Linked DNA regions of Homo sapiens: region 2 is linked to region 1. A link is an interaction called in ENCODE POLR2A ChIA-PET data of the cell type or tissue named here. Cell type or tissue: B cell. All regions are shown on one strand. Links, peaks and the distances in the headings refer to the core of each region. The heading gives the core; the rest is flanking DNA.

What was found. ChIA-PET counts read pairs that join two places held together with the same protein. Peaks named below come from ENCODE experiments on the same cell type or tissue, not always from the same donor. Only the 100,000 strongest peaks of a DNase experiment are listed, where the experiment ranks them.
Region 2: POLR2A ChIA-PET joins it to region 1 with 10 read pairs; 4 of 35 experiments call an interaction of 5 or more read pairs at or near these places.

The regions. Positions count from the first base shown.
Region 1 is chr5:181,188,507-181,196,922 of GRCh38, forward strand. It overlaps TRIM7 (tripartite motif containing 7), which reads right to left. Exons shown (of 7, transcript NM_203293.3): 7 at 5,418-7,171. The coding sequence ends at 6,660. It overlaps TRP-TGG3-1 (tRNA-Pro (anticodon TGG) 3-1), which reads right to left and starts at 419; the gene lies at 348-419. It overlaps LINC01962 (long intergenic non-protein coding RNA 1962), which reads right to left and starts at 3,402. Exons shown (of 2, transcript NR_108031.1): 1 at 3,236-3,402; 2 at 2,540-2,839. TRT-TGT6-1 (tRNA-Thr (anticodon TGT) 6-1) reads right to left here and starts at 3,252; the gene lies at 3,181-3,252. It also overlaps TRIM7-AS2. RefSeq lists silencers at 1-100, 2,381-2,510, 3,131-3,210, 3,391-3,730 and enhancers at 151-360, 3,191-3,370. In B cell, for the core only: CTCF peaks have their summits at 2,427, 2,626 and 2,825; DNase peaks (open chromatin) are centred at 435, 2,495, 2,785, 3,315 and 2 weaker places; H3K4me3 peaks cover 4,008 bases; H3K27ac peaks cover 3,642 bases.
Region 2 is chr5:181,058,912-181,067,327 of GRCh38, forward strand. It overlaps BTNL9 (butyrophilin like 9), which reads left to right. Exons shown (of 11, transcript NM_152547.5): 11 at 326-2,610. The coding sequence ends at 951. It also overlaps the pseudogene RPL13P10. Among named protein-coding and RNA genes, the nearest start is that of MIR8089, 20 kb to the left of the region's middle. In B cell, for the core only: no CTCF peak of the experiment used is centred there; no DNase peak of the experiment used is centred there; H3K27me3 peaks cover 3,886 bases.

The DNA of each region.
Region 1 (8,416 bases), core at 210-8,209:
CCATAATATTGTCTGCTAGCAGCTACTCTCCGGGTACGTTCGACAAGTGATCCCTAGCTGTAAAAGGAGAGCCCCCACAACCCTCAAGAGCATACTCTCACGTGCAGGTCTGTGCCCAAAGTCTTCACAGCAACTGTTGCTTCCGGGACGGCTCGCTTAGTCTCCTATCCACGATTCTTTCCAATCCCCAGCACTCCCGGAAATCTTGGTGATGCCTCCGCTGGACATCTTTCGGGATCAAAACTGTCAAGGTAACACAAAATTTAGTTGAAATTTAAAAAGCTGGCTCATCCAGGATTTGAACAAGAAGAACTTCAGTTGAAATGGAAAAAAAAAAATGAAAAAGTGGGCTCGTCCGGGATTTGAACCCGGGACCTCTCGCACCCAAAGCGAGAATCATACCCCTAGACCAACGAGCCGGCTGTCTAGTTGCTCGCTGAATCTTTTCATGATTGTGTTCTTCATGGCTCGATTCACCGAAAAGGCGGATTTCCGTCTGGCAGCTTGAACCCATTCTCAAGGTCTTATAGTCTCCCAAGCCCAACTTGTCCCCGCTGCCCATCTCCGCGTCTGCCACTAATTCTCAGCCGCAGGTAGCTCCACACAGGGTAAACGCTCCCTATGTCCTGTGTCCTCTGGTCTCCTGGAATCCGAATGAGCGCCTCCCTGCTCGATCCACTCGAGTAGCAGGCAGGAGCGTCCATCCGTTCTGCAGCCTGGGCGCCCCTTCCCAAGCGAGTCCAAGAAAGGCGCAAATCTTGAGGCCCAGGGGCAGGACACAGAGGTTGGTAGAGCCGGAGGGCTCGGGAGAGAGCGCAGTGCTGAGAGGGAAGGAACGCCGGACCGGCTGGGTGAGGAGCCCCCAGAAGCCGCTCTTACCGTTTTATGAAAAGATAATAAACAGTGCATACCCATTTGCAAAATCTTCAGGAAATGTAGGAAAGTGTAAGGCGGAAACGACCGATGACCAGGAACTCTGTCTTCTCGTGGAGACTCTAGCCACGGGGTTGTTGCACAGCTCGGAGGCTGGGACCCACGCGCGCGCGCTCCCGCGGTGCAGAGTCGGGGTCCTGGCTCACAGCCCTCGCAGCATTCTCCCGGGATTGCCCCCGGGCCGCCTCCAGCACAGGGCAAGCCTGAGGCTCGAGCTGGGCGGGCGCGCTCCTCTTTTCTCGCCTCAGACCTACTCTCGCCCTGCGCACTTTAATTGCACTGGTTTATTTAGTAGTAAAAATAGTGATGCGGTTTCCTGCTGTAAAATTCGCGATAATCTACTCAGAGCTGATGCACAGGTTTATTTTTGTGTCACCAGCAGAGACATTTCCTACACTGCTGTAAAACAGCGTGGGATGGTGGTTAAGCTACTCCGAGGAAACAATGCTCATTTTTCCATTCGCACGCTCGGCGATCTTGCTCCGCCGTCTGCGACCGCCACTGTCCTCGCCCCTCCTCTCTGCCTCTCCACGCTGGACTCCCCTGGGTGCCGTGGCTGGCTTTCGGCTCTTCCAGCAGTGAACATTTCAGGTGAACGGACCCGCCCCAAGGGTCCTCCCCACCCGGCATAGCTCTCCCTTGTCCCAAGCCTCGCACCCACGCCTCCCCCAGCAGCTGGACAGGAGCGCCAGCCTGGGAGACCTCCCGGCACCTCACCCAGATCCCACCTGATTCAGCCAGGTGACCCGTGAGTGTACGGGAGCGGCTGTAACGCCCAGACTCTGAGAGCCCCCGAGTGCGAGGCCTGAGGTTCATCCACCTGTCTCTTCGATGATTATGGGGACCGCCTGCCAACACCCCCACACACAAGCAGACGCACGCACCCTGGGAGTCCACGGCTTTCGTCGGGAGGGTATCTGTAGTTAAGCCGTCAGGTAGCTCGCCACTGGTCCCCGTGACCCGACTTCTACAGTGGGGTGATCTTCCTGTGGGGCAGGCGTTTCGGGGTCCACGAGTCCGAGGAGCCCCGGGAGCGCTAGTGCCCGAACGTGCTGGCAGGCTCCTGGCCTCTCCCGAGCGAATCCATCCCGGTCTTGACCCACGGTCTCGGCTCTTTGGACCGGAGCAGGCATGGGTGAGAGAGGGAAGCGCATACCTCCCGGCCGGAGCCGCAGACCCCGCTCGCTCCTCCACGCCTCCCAGTCAAGGCAGTCACCCCTCCGGTCTCTACCCAGGTGGCCCCGAGCGATTTTCTCTTCTCTGGTTCACCGGACAGGGATTCCGTTTTCGAACCTTGAGCTACCCTGGAGTGGTCCCGGTATAAGCCGCGGCCCCACCTGGGACGGGGACTCGCTCAGAGCTTTTTTGAGGTTCCCTCCGGCTGGAGAGAGGGCGCCTGCGACAGGGGAGTGTACGGCGGGACCCAGCGCCGCCTCCACCTGTGCCCAGGCCTCCAAAGTGCGCGGTGCGGGGAAGACGGAGGCGGGAGCCGTCCCGAGACCCCCAGGGGGCCAGTCCTGCACCTGGGCAGCGCCCCCACTGTTCACTGAGGACTTGGGCTCACTTTCTACACTTCCGTTAACAGCAAGAATAAATCAGTCAGAAGGCCAGCATACCTTAGTTATATATTTTGTCTAAAATAAACTAAAATTTTGTTTTAGGCTGAAAGCGAATGTGACAGGTAGAGCCGTTACTCCCGGGTCATGAATGTGGCCGTCTGCGCTTTTCCGTGTTAACTCCACAGGAAGAAATCAGACCTTGCAGCACGGAGGCGGCGGGGACCCGAAGGCCGAGGGCGCGCAGCCGCCAAGCGCAGAGCCGCAGACCAGAGCCTCAGCGCGCGCGTCGGGGAACGCCGCAAACAAACGCATGGCGGGAAGGGGCGCGGTAGTGCCATCGTCTCCCCCTGGAGAGAGGGAAGGAGACACGAGGGCGAGTCCCTAGCTGGAGTGGGAAGACCGGAGAGAAGCGGAAAGACGCTCCCGGGGAGCGCGCAGAAGGAAGTGAGCGGGGTCGTGGGGAGAGGGCGCGCGGGGCCCAGGGAACCCGTGATGGAAAAGGAAGCCCGCAGTGGGTCTGACTCTTCAAGAGATAAGGAAGTGGTAGGAAAGTAGCCTTGCGCGGTGGGTATCTTAGAGGCAAAAAGAAAGTGACTCCGCCAGGCTCTGGCCTCCCAGGAAGGCGGAAGTAGGCTTGCCTATCTTCCACTTTTCTATCTTTAAGGAAAGAATAGGAAAAGACGGAAGCAGGCCCCAGCGAGATTTGAACTCGCGACCCTGGTTTACAAGACCAGTGCTCTAACCCCTGAGCTATGGAGCCGGCTGTTGGTTTCCTTTTGACACAAAAGCAGTTGACGCTGTCGCCGGCGCCGCGCAGCCGCAGTCCGCTGAACCCTCGGCCGAGTTCTGTGGCTGCTGGACCCAAGCTCCTCCCACGGCCGCAGCCATCTTGCCCGTGCGTCCGTGGCACGGAACGGCCGTTAGTCCCGGCAGAGGGCTCCGCGAAGACAGTGCCGTCGTTGGGCGCGCGCGCGGGCGGGAGCTGTCGGGGCGGGGCGGCACCGCCGAGCTCCGAGCTGTGAGGACCGCCCCGGGCCTTGGGCGGGGCGGGGGCCAGGGAAGGGCGTGCGCAGGATTGGGGAGCACGTTTTGCGTCTTGCTGTGCGTGAGGAAGCGGGGATCCAGGTCAAGGCTATGGAAAGGTCAGGGAAGGGTGTCAGTGCGCCCGTCCTGCAGGGAGTCCAGATCCGAGAGGTTAGGGCGGGACCTGGGGCGAGCTGGGCGGTGGGGGAACAGTGGGGTCATCAGGAGGTGGAGGCCCAGCGGGAGTGTGGCGGGGGAGGCGGGGAATCAGGAGGGCCAGGTGTTTGGAGGCGCTGGGGTGGGAAGGGTCCAGGCGAGGTTGCGGGTGGGTGCCAGCCCCGTCTCACATTTGGATGAAGTAGGAAAAGGCAGCTTTTAGGGTACACCCTGACATGTTCTGTCAGGGCCCTTAAAGGGCCCACGGGCCGGAGGAGAGGGGAAAAGGATGAGGGCTCAGCCTGGCAAAGGACAGAAAGTGGTGGGTGTAGGAGGTGGACCTTGGTCTGGTGGCCTAGCCTGCCCTGTGCTCCCTGCAATGCCGGGTGACTTGGGTCACTGGGCGGCCAGGCCAGAGGTGGGCCTCTAGGTGCCCCCCATTCTGGATGCTGAGGGTCCCTGTGAGGGTCTGGCGGCAGAGGCCTGCGCTTATGGGTCAGCAGCTAGGACTGATGGGTTGAATAAGAAGGGCCCAAGTTAGGCCAGTTGTTCTCACAGACCCAGAGGTCCCTAGAGTTTATGATGCCCAGAGTCTAGGAGAGGGAAATGCACACACATGCCCTCGAGGACACCAGCATCCTGACATCCAAGTTACTGTACTGCCCTGGTTAGCAAGAAAGAACATCTGTTCCCTTCTCTATGCAATTGTTACAGTAACTGTTGTTACATTTCTTAAGATACATAGCTATATATGTAGTCACTCTGCAAACACACACACTCTGATAGACACACGATTGCACTCATGGACACAAAAACGGAAAATAAACATGCGGACAGCTACTCCCAGTCCCCAGACCTGACCCTCATGTGACACCTTCACCAGACATGGTACTTTCTGGGACCTGTAATGTGTGTTGTGATGCCCAGCACATTTGTTGGATGGTACAAAGGGAATTATGATACTTAATCAAAAAGCCATACAAGCCAGATAACATTAAGGCTTAACGGTAACAATAGGTGATTCAGTTAGGAAATTAATGTTAGAGATCGGTTTTCCTTGTGGAAATCAGTGGTATTCAAATGCCTGAATTGGCTACCCGGTTTTAGAGCTGCTCTCCATGTATGAGCAGGACATAGGATTCACTCTCTGGAATGCTTCTGTAGGCAGGACTTTGAAATGACCCTGTCCTCAGCCTGGAGGATGCGGTATTCTGATTGTCTGGTGCTGTGTCAACTGGGCCTGCCTCTGGGATAGTGTTGTGGCTGCCCCACGAGAACCCTATATGCCAGGTGAGCTTGAAGCACCTCAGAGACAGAGCACTGAAGCTCCATGACACAGGGCTATTCAGCTATCATTGCCCCTGTTTGCCAGCACCTCTGTCTAAATAACTTGTGTGGGACAGAATTAGGTCCGAGTCTGGTATTCTGTTCATCTAGCCTGGTAGCCAGGTAGTGAGAGAAGAAACCTGTGGCCCTTGTCTAAATATGAGGTGGTCAGTATTTAACAACAAATCAACAATAGGGTATGACCAGACTGACTTGGGTCTGTTTGCAACACCTGAACCTTATGCACATGCTCATAAATGCCCTCTCCAAAATACACACACACACCCCCAAGAAAGGTGAGATACAAATACACACTCCTCCCACACAGAAACATGCATGCTCATTCACTCTGGCAGAAACCCTGATCACACTTACGCTCCTGCACTCAGATCTAGGGAGTAGAAAATGGGCCAAGCCAACTCCAAAGACAGCTCATAGTTTCATTTTCATCTCCTCACCCCCTTCCCAGGGGAGCGCTGAGCAGGGAGTAGCCCACTGCCACCCTTCCAGAAGCCCAGCTACCCAGAAGCTGGAGAACAAGTAGACAAGGGGCTGAGGCTGGCCAGGGGAATGCCCTCCAGGGCATGGGCTGAGAAGGCCTTGGCACCAGGGTGCTCTGCTGTTGGCATTTTCCTGAGTCCGTCAGGAGCATATTTGTGCTCTGTGTGTTGTTTAGAGCTGGCTGCATCTTTAAAATTGTAAGTGCCAACTTGTGTTTTGTGTTTCAAAGTTCCAGAAGCAAAAACAAAAAAAGTTCGGGTACAGCGGCTCACACCTGTAATCCCAGCTCTTAGGGAGATGGAAACTGGAGGATCACTTGAGGCCAGGAGTTCAAGACCAGCCTGGGCAACATAGCAAGACCCAGTCTCTTAAAAGAAAATTAAAAAGAAAGAGTAAATAAAGTTCCAGAAGCTTTGCTCTCCTTATCCAAGCAGCGTTTGTACTTTGGCACTGGAAAGTGCGGGAGTCAGGGGTTTGTGAGAGCACGTGTTGGTTGTCGCATTGGTCAGGATGCACCCATCACTCTGTATCCTCCGGCTAAGGAGTGCTGGAGAGCCGTGATGCCCACTGGCTGTTGTCCCGGGCTTGTCACTCAAAGACGGGACAGATGTCTCCTTCCAGTTCTGGCCCAGACTGTCCTCTGAGCTGGGAGCACAGGGCTCCTCCCTGAGTAGATGACCTGTCAGGTCAGCTGGATCCAGAGGTCCCACAACCTCTCAAGGCAGAGCTGGCAGCTGTCCAGAAGGCAGCAGCCATGATAACAAACGTGGTTGGCCCAGGCCCAGACCTGCCCCCTGGCAACAGAGAACAGCAGGACTGGCTTTGACATTGTTTTAGGGAGCCAGGCACCCTTCCCAGTCAGGGCAGAAGCCCCCTGGAGAGCTGGGCTCCTGACCTCACCGGCCTCCACCTCCTGAAGGCTCTGGCCAAATCCACATGTGACCTCAGGAAGGGAACACCCTCAGGAGTCCAAAGCCCCTGTTCCCCTGCTCGGTTGGCCACAGTCACTCTCCTGCCTCGGGGTTGTGTCTGTAGCAGGCTCTCTTGGGCAGCAGGGGTCAGGAGCACGGAGGGCAGACCCAAGACGGACCAGGCATCTCTGGGGAGGCGACATCCCCTCCCACCGGCAGCCCAGAGACAGGAGCTCCCCAGCAGTGCCCCTCAAGGCCAGATTCGCAAGTAGGTGCCCGTGGAGCAAACAGAGAAAAGCGGGAACACGCGCTCCTGGAAGTTGACGCGGAAGGTGTAGAGGTGGCGCATGTCCTCCACAGCGTAGAAGGACACGGCTCCCACCTCCAGGTCCAGGGCCACCCGCACGCGCGACAGGTGCCCGCAGCTGAGGGGCGACCGCTCGGGGCTGGTCACGGCCCAGTACTGGCCGCCGTTGAGCTGCAGGGCCCAGACGCCCTCCTCGGGAGTGAAGGGCGTCAGGCCCTTTCGGCGCACGCTCTCGCGGGCCACGCCAAAGGCCCAGCCGTCCTTAGAGCCCACCTCCACCTCCCAGTGATGCCGGCCCGAGGAGAAGCCGCAGGACGCCAGGACGCGGGTGTTGGTGTCGAAGCGGCAGGGGTGGTTGGGCAGGTCCTGGGCCCGCTCGCCGAGGCGCACGCCCTTAAGATCCAGAGAGAGGATGAGGCGCGGGTTGGCCGTGTCGGGATCCAAGGTGAGCTCCACTGCAGACAGAGACAGGGAGAAATGTCCCCACGCAGCCAGGCCCCTGGCACAGTCTTTGCAGGGCCGCGCCCGACCTTGCTTTGCAACCTGCCTGCCTTTCCCTCTAGAATCCCCCCAGCACCCAGCGCCAAGGCCCAACCAACCCCCACGCTCTGCCTCCCAGAGATTTTGCTTCCCCCCGCCCCGACCACTCAACAAGTACTTACTGAAATCAAACAAATGCAATGTGTGGGCCTGGTTTGAACCCCAATTCAACAGATGGGGATATTTGAATGCTAGACATTGGAAAGAATCATTAATCTGTCCAGGTGTGAGGACTGCTTTGTGGTTATGTTTTACAAAGTCTGTTTCTTTAGAGATAACACACTGAGGTATTTATGGCAATGATATGTTGTCTCTGATGCTTTAAAATAATACAGTAGGCCAGGCGCAGTGGCTCACGCCAGTAATTCCAGCACTTTGGGAGGCCAAGGTGTGTGGATCACGAGGTCGGGAAATCAAGAACATCCTGGCTAACATGGTGAAACCCCGTCTCTACTAAAAATAAAAAAATAAAATAAATTAGCCGGGCGTGGTGGCGGGCGCCTGTAGTCCCAGCTACTCGGGAGGCTGAGGCAGGAGAATGGCATGAACCCGGGAGGTGGAGATTGCAGTGAGCTGAGATCACGCCACTGCACTCCAGCCTGGGCGACAGAGCAAGACTCTGTCTCAAAAATAAAAATAATAATAACAATAATACAGTGGAGGCCGGGTGAGATGGTGCACAGCTGCGATACCAGCACTTTGGGAGGCCAAGGCCAATGGGTCACATGAGGTCAGAAGTTTGGGACCAGCTTGGGCAACATGGCGGAAAACTTGTTTTGTATTTTCTCTACTAAAAATACAAAAATTAGCCCGGCATGGTGTCCTGTGCCTGTAATTCCAGCTGTTTGGGAGGCTGAGGCATGAGAATCGCTTGAACCCAGGAGGCAGAGGTTGCAGTGAGCAGAGATCAGGCCACTGTACTCCATGATCTCACTCCAGAGTAAGACCCTGTCTCAGAAAACAAAATAATCCCACAGGAAGTGGATAGCAGTGTCTATGAAAACTGTGGCCACTAATTGATCACTGCGGACGGTGAGAGATGGGTATGTAACATTCTTTACACTCTTCTCTCTACTTTTGAGTATGTTTGAAATTTTTCATAATAAAAAGTTAAGGCCAGGTGTAGAGGCTCATGCTTGTAATCCTAGCACTTTGGGAAG
Region 2 (8,416 bases), core at 148-8,147, 130 kb before region 1:
TAGAACCAGCCCATAGGTCCTTCCCCTTGACCGGGACGTGGCTCCCTCCCCGCCAGCCTACTTCCTTTGCTATCTCTGGTATGGAATTCAGGGACCTTCCAGTTCAGGAAAGGACAGGATTCCTTGTCACTATCAAACACTCAGGAGTGACTGACACATGCCACTTCAGTCCTGGGGAGGGGGTTTGCAGGGGTGAGGGTCGGGGTAAGGGGTTCATTTCCTCGATTATTCCACCAAGAGAAACGAGAGGTTTGTCCGCCTTGGGGAAGACACGGACGGGGCCCAGACCGTCCCGGGCGGGCACTAACGCTGTGGCTCTGCGCAGTGGATGTGACGCTGGACCCGGCCTCGGCGCACCCCAGCCTGGAGGTGTCGGAGGATGGCAAGAGCGTGTCTTCCCGCGGGGCGCCGCCAGGCCCGGCGCCTGGCCACCCGCAGCGGTTCTCGGAGCAGACGTGCGCGCTGAGCCTGGAGCGGTTCTCCGCCGGCCGCCACTACTGGGAGGTGCACGTGGGCCGCCGCAGCCGCTGGTTCCTGGGCGCCTGCCTGGCCGCGGTGCCGCGCGCGGGGCCTGCGCGCCTGAGCCCTGCGGCCGGCTACTGGGTGCTGGGGCTGTGGAACGGCTGCGAGTACTTCGTCCTGGCCCCGCACCGCGTCGCGCTCACCCTGCGCGTGCCCCCGCGGCGCCTGGGCGTCTTCCTGGACTACGAGGCCGGAGAGCTGTCCTTCTTCAACGTGTCCGACGGCTCCCACATCTTCACCTTCCACGACACCTTCTCGGGCGCGCTCTGTGCGTACTTCAGGCCCAGGGCCCACGACGGCGGCGAACATCCGGATCCCCTGACCATCTGCCCGCTGCCGGTTAGAGGGACGGGCGTCCCCGAAGAGAACGACAGTGACACCTGGCTACAGCCCTATGAGCCCGCGGACCCCGCCCTGGACTGGTGGTGAGGCGCCCTCGTGGCCGCGGGACTGGCCCCGGGGGGCCCCCTGGATCCCAGGCCAGCGCTTTGCTCTCCTGCTCCGTCTGAAGGGAGCAGGTGCACCAGCCAAAATGTCAGCGAGGGGGACAAAGAGAGGGACCTTTGCCTACGTAGATGTGTATGTGTAGTGCGATTTTCTTCAAGGAAAGGAGACAAGTCCAAAGCTCGTTTGTGGATTGTGGGACTGAGCGAAGGAGTACAAATATATCCACGTCGCTCAGAGCTGGGGTGCTCACGGTGGGCGGTGGGCAAGAAGCCAGCATGGAAGAAAGAAGGGAGAAAACTTTGGTGACTGCCTTAGAGGGATCAGTTAATTTGTATAGTTTTATATTTTTTGTATATGTTTGCTAGCTCTAAAAAGGTCGAGATGCAATAACACTTCGTAAGCAACGAGTTCACCTAAGTAAGGCTCAGATCCTAGTTTTAAAAACCATTTCCCATTAAAATGAAGTTGGAGGAACAGCTGCTTCTGGAGCCGGGGCAAAAATTTCAAGGTGAGCCTGGAGCATTGTGTGTGGTGAAGTAAAATAAAGGCTCAAAACGTGACGGCAACCCGGCAAAAGGGTAGGGAGCCAGGCCGAAGGGGCCTCACTGACCAATTGTGGGACAATTTGAACATCAGGATGAATAATGACAGGAGAGATTATAACACACTGAATAAAAACATAATCCATGAGTTCATGCTGATACTCAAATTTCTTTTTAAAAAGGAGAAACAGGAAGGTTTCTTTTGGAGGTGAAATCTAATTATTGGTGAGAGTCTTGGAGAACAGGCTGTTTCCAGTCTCAAAGCAGTAACCTTATACACTACTTATAAGTTTGAAAGGGGAAAGGTTACCTTTACAATGGAGACATCTACCAGATCATCCAAGTGATTAAATTTAACATCATCAATGATGGGACCAAGGACATTATTAGTTTGACAACTGGGGAAAGAAGTGTTCTTCACCCCCTACCCCCAAGACATTGTCTCTGTCGGCCAGGCTGGAGTGCAGCCTCAACCTCCTGGGTCCAAGTGATCCTCCCACCTCAGCACACAACACCATGCCCAATTTTAAGTGCGTTATAGAGACGGGGGTCTCACTTTGTTACCCAGGCTGGTCTCAAACTCCTGCGCTCAAGCAATCCTCCCACCTGGGCCTCCCAAAATGCTGGGTGTACAGGCATGAGCCGCTGTGCCTGGCTTCATTTTCAGAGTGAGACATTTGTACTGTGGCTATGTAGGAGAACATTCTTGTTCTTAGCAAACATACTGAAGTTTTTAGATATTAATTACCACAGTGTCTGCCACTGAATTTCCAGTGACTAAGTGGAAAAATATAAAACATATGAATATAAAGAAAGAAAGAGACAAGTCAAATGTAGTAAAATGACAACACTTGGTGACTCTAGGTGACTGGTCGACAGATGTTCATTGTACTATCAATGTGGCTTTGCTGTGGGTTTGAAATTTTGCAAACTAAGAGTTGGGTGGCGGGGAGAAGGATACACCAAAAAACTAAGTGATTATCTTTGGATGGGAAAATGTTTGGTAATTGCATTCTTAAAATGTCTTCTTTGTATTTTTTAATGTTCAATAATGTATATGTATCAGTTCTGTAATAAAGGGGAAAACACTTTTTTTAAATACTCATATTCAAAATCATTCATTTGAAAGGAGCTATAATGAAACTGCTGGACGATCTCCTAGGCCATTGTTTCAGAGTAAGTAAATATGGCTCTCATCCCCTTCCCCTTAATCCAGGCAGAGCTTTCCTTGCCCGTCTTGTTTGAAAGGGGGAATGAGGAAGGGAGACTGGTCCGCAGCCAAGCTTTCTAACTGGTCTTTCCTCCTTCTTCCCTCTTTCCCTCTCCTTTTCTTTTCCTCTTCATGGGGACTGAGATTTCTACTAGGGCCTTTAGCACCAGGATGGGAACGGATGGGGCAGGGACACCTCTGGGATGAGCTTTCGCCCCACAGGCCCGGGAGTTCGGTTACGTACCAGAGGGAGGTGGCACAAATAAAAAAATTCACTAAGTGGCGCTGAGAGTCGGGAATTCACTAAGTGCGCTGAGAGTCGGGTTTCGCTGTCAGTGAAGGGAAATACGAAATACGGAAAGGGGAAAGGAGAGGATGAGGGTGACTCTGAGGTGGACTGGAATGAGATGTATCAATGTGAATGCGTGGGTTTTACTGCATGTAGAGAGATGGAATGCACGCACACACGTGGACAGATACACAGATATGTGTGGGTGCATGCAGATCGTTCCCAGCTCTGTCTTGTTTGAAGGCTTAGCAACAATAACACCCCAGTACCAACGGGCACACCGAGACCCAGAACTTAGTTTTTAGTACGATTTTCAGTAAAAGGAATAAAGTCTCCTTGGAGAAATGGTTGAGTCCAAGGCTGGGGCAGGGAAAATACAAGGAGAGCCTACAATATCCTACACCAGAAAATAAGGAAGTAGGTTGCACAGAAGAGCCATGTCGAATGGATTTAGACGTCAGAATGGATTTTGAACCCCTGAATCAAATAGGAATCCATATGTATATTTCCCCACTGATATACATACATACATACATACATACATAAACAAATTCATGGAGAGAAGAGAAAGCTCTGCCCTACAATAGGAGTCTGAAAATATTACTTCTTAACTCATAAGTACAAAACACGTACCAATTAACTTTACAGTGGAGGAGGCTGGCAGGCGCCACCTTAGCCAAATGACAAAAGTTAACATCACCAGATGCGAAAACAGTTTACATCACATTCTTCCTGATACAATGCAGAATACAAACGGCATCACTTTTGAGGTATTCCTGCACCCAAAAATGCATAAATCAGGAGGAAACATCACAGAAACTGACTGGTACTCTTCAACAATGTCAAGGTCATGAAAGACGGGACAACACTAAGGAACTGCTTCAGACTAAAGGAAACAGGACAACTAAGTGCAACAGGTGACCCTGGATGGGATCCTGGATCTATAAAAAACATCACTGGGCCAGACAAATTGGCTCAGGCCTGTAATCCCAGCACTTTCGGAGGCTAAGGTGGAATGATTGCTCGAGTCCGGCGGGGGGAGATTATTGGGGGAAAAAAGGGCATTTTGAAAGAGGTGTGTGGATTAGATAATAATATTGGATAAATGTTAATTTCCTCATTTTGATGTAGAAGAATGCTTTTAAGAAAATGCACACTTACATATTAAGGGGTAAAGGATTATGATGTTTATACCTTATTTTCAAATGGTTCATTAAGACATATAGTAATATAAACAAAAGAGAGAGAGAATGATAAAGAAATGCAGTGGTGTCTGATAAATGTTTAATAACTGGCTTTCTAGGCTGGGCGCGGTGGCTCATGCCTGCAATCCCAGCACTTTGGGAGGCCGAGGCGGTGGATCACAAGGTCAGGAGATCAAGACCATCCTGGCTAACACGGTGAAACCCCGTCTCTACTAAAAATATAAAAAATCAGCTGGGCGCGGTGGCGGGTGCCTGTAGTCTCAGCTACTCGGGAGGCTGAGGCAGGAGAATGGCGTGAACCCGGGAGGCGGAGCTTGCAGTGAGCCGAGATTGCACCACTGCACTCCAGCCTGGGCGACAGAGTGAGACTCTGTCTCAAAAAAAAAAAAAAAAAAAAAAAAAACTGGCTTTCTGAAAAAAAAAATATTGAGCCAATTTCCCTGGTGCAAGTCCTCCCACTATGGTTGATTTCAAGCTAAAGATGTGACACCACTGAGGGCAGACTGGGAAGTGCCTTAGTCAGCTCTCGCTGCTGTAACAAGATGCCACACACGGGGGAAGTGCCTTAGTCAGCTCTCGCTGCTGTAACAAGATGCCACACATGGAGGAAGTGCCTTAGTCAGCTCTCGCTGCTGTAACAAAATACCACACACGGAAGAAGTGCCTTAGTCAGCTCTCGCTGCTGTAACAAAATACCATACACGGAGTGGCTTGTAAACAACAGAAATTTATTTCTCACAGTTTTGGAGGCTGCAAGTCCAGGATCAGGGTCCCAGCACGGTCAGGGTTGGCGAGGGTTCTCTTCTGGGTTGCAAACTGCTGCTTTGCTTTGTATCCTCACATGGCAGACAGCAAGAGAGTTCTCCAGGGTCCGTTTATATTTTTGTCTTTTAAATTGAGACAGGGTCTTGCTATGTTGCCCAGGCTGGTCTGGAACTCCTGGCCTCAAGTGACCCACCTACCTCAGCCTCCCAAACTGCTGAGATTACAGGCATAAGTTACCTCATCCAGCCCCTACCAGGGTCTGTTTCTGTTTTTTTTGTTTGTTTTTTGTTTTTGAGACAGTCTCACTCTGTCGCCAGGCTGGAGTGCAGTGGCGCGATCTCAGCTCACAGCAACCTCCACCTCCTGGGTTCAAGTGATTCTCCTGCCTCAGCCTCCAGAGTAGCTGGGACTGCGGGCATGCACCACCACACCCAGCTAATTTTTGTATTTTTAGTAGAGACAGGGTTTCACCATGTTGGCCAGGGTGGTCTCGATCTCTTGACCTCATGATCTGTCCTCCTCGGCCTCCCAAAGGACTGGCATTAAAGGCGTGAGCCACCCAGCCTCTAACAGGTCTGTTTTTACAAGTGCATTAATCCCATCATAAGGACTCCACCCTCATGACCTAAGCACCTCCCAAAAGTCCCACCTCCTACTACATTGCATTGGGTGTTACGATTTCAACATGTGAGTGGGGCATGGTGGAGAGGGACACATTCAGACCATAGCAGGAAGAGACACCCATGATCAGCTCTCATGAGATGCCAGCTCCAGAGACCATTGTTTGTGCAATTCTAGAGGGAGATTGTAATTTGTTTCTCCATCAAGTCAGATAAGTGCATTTTAAGCTTATGAAAATATTCTTGGTCACCTGTTGGGAGAAAGCTATTCCCCTTAATTAACACATGATATTCAGAAAATGGAAGTTTTTTTTTCTAGAGTCATTTGCATTAGTGTGAGAATATTTAGGGTTCTTACTCATGAATGTTTTTGTGATAACATTAAAAATATGTTCCCTCTCCATCTGTAGCTATTATTCCTTTAAGACTGTATTTATGTGATAAATAAGAAAAGCAAACATACAGCTAATATAAAAAACAATGCTAAACTGTGTTTAAATAATCAGTGGACACCATCAGCCCACTTTAAATGATGGGCAGGCTGTTTTCCAGTGCAGGAGGGCTGTAGGCAGCCAGGGGCCCCAGCTGGAGTGGCATTAAGTTCAAACCCCTCTCTCACAAGGGCTGACAGCGGCACACAACCATGTGGCTCAACCAGCCAGCCAAAGATCCCGTCACCCCGACCCCCGTTCCTGGGCCCATCCAGCCCATAGTAAGGTGTCTCGTGGTAAGGCATCATACCAAAGTAGGCAGGGTCTGCAGCTTGGAGGAGCTAAGGGTAGCTGGCATTCACAAGAAGCTGGGCCAAACCATTGGCATCTCTGTGGAGCCAAGATGACAGAACAAGTCCACTGAGTCCCGCAGGCCAATGCACGGCACCTAAAGGTGCATGGGACCAAACTCATCCTCTCCCCAGGAAGCCCTTGGCCCCCAAGAAGAGAGACAGTTCAGCAGAACTGAAATTGGCCACCAGATTGACCAGACCCGTTATGCCCATCAGGTATGTCTACAGGAAGGAGAAAGCCTAAATCATCACCGAGGAGGAGAACTTCAAAGCCTTTGCCCCAAAGCCTTTGCTAGTCTCCACATGGCCTGTGCCAACACCTGGCTCTTCGGCATATGGAGAGCTGATGCAAGCTGCAGAACAGGATGTTGAAAAGAGAAAATAAATACCCTCCGGGGACTTAAAAAAAAAAGGGGGTGGGAGGGTCCAATACCCAGCCTTAAACTGAGAGAGACCTGAGACATTCAGGTATACATTTTGTGAACCATGAAGGCCCCGGGAGAGGCTGCCCAGAAGGCTGGAGCATGCAGAGTAAAAACCCACGTTTCCCTCCTGCAAGCGGCCCCATGCAAGTGTATACAAATAGCACATGGTGGATGTCCTTCTCCCTATCGTTCACATTTTCCATGCAGCTAACCCTCAAAAGTAGGAAAAGGGTGATTGCAGCACTTTCGTGTGTATCTCCGTCCAGTGTACAGAATACACCAGTGCTGAACCTGGTTGGGAGGCTTCTGCTGCTTGAGGGCGCCTGAGGATGGGAAGCTCTTTGGTGGTAGTGTTATGGGATCTCTGGGGTGTTGATTTTGCTGGTGTATCTCCTGGAAACCTCTGTGGCTGTGGCACTTTGCCCAAATTCTTGTTCTTTTCCTGTATCATACACAGACAAGTGAGGGGTGAAGAAGAGTTTTATTTAGTGTTCCAACAGCTCAGAGGAGTGAGTAGCTCCTCACTGTAGGCTGGTTGCCCATGGAGTGTTCAGTCCTCGGCAGAAAGGAGGCCCTGAAGAGGGTAGCTCCTCTCCACAGGCAAGTCATTTGGATGTCTCTACAGGTCTCTGAAGCTCTCATAGCAGAGAAAATACGTCCTCTCTGCCGGCAGGTCTCTGAAGCTTTCAGTGGAGAGAGTACTATTCTCTCTCCAGCTGGTCGTCTGTACAGTCGTCTCTCTGCCCTCTTTGTTTTGTGGTCCTTCTCTGGCCTGCTCTGGCTGGTCTCGGGACTTTTATAGGCCTTAGAGGGGAGGAAGTGCATGCCGATTGGTCCATGGGTGGCCATAGGCGGGTCCAGAAGAGGCACCACGAGTCCCCACTCAGGTCCGCAGGACTGGCAGCCCAGCCTTCAAGGCCCTCCCTGGCCTGAAAGTGGGACCTTTCCACAAAAAGATATGTAACATTTTCAATTTTCTATGTCATCTGTAAATTGTTACAACAAATCCAGGTAGACTGAAGTATATGGAGACTGCATAGTGTGAATTCTAAAGTTAAGAAAAAAACAATAAAATAAAATGCCAAAAGATGAAGATTTATACTGAAAAAATCAATAGAGGTGATAAAATAAAATACCAAACAATTTTGATTAGTCCAATAGGATGCAAATAGGAGGAATTGTGTTTTTTGAAAAGGGTACAGATACGTAGAAAACAAAAAGCAAATGTTAGATTTAAATCTTACCAGAGAGATAGCTATAATGACTACAAACAGAATAAACACTTCTATTAAAAAGAAGAGATTGACAGACAACTCACTTTAAAAATAAAGAATTGATAGGGCAGTAAAGTAATAGACAAAAATACAACTTGCAAAAAGATATTCCATGTGCATGGATACACAAAGATAGCAGGGTTAGCTATACTTGTATCAGACAAAATAGTCTTTAGGTCAAAAATTGTAAAAAGAGATTAAGAAAGTCATTATGTAATAATATTTCAATATTAAGAGGATATAACAATTATAAATATATATGCGCCCAAAACTAGAGCACCTAAATATATAAAGCAAATTTAAAATAATTTAAAGGGAGAGATAAACTAAAAT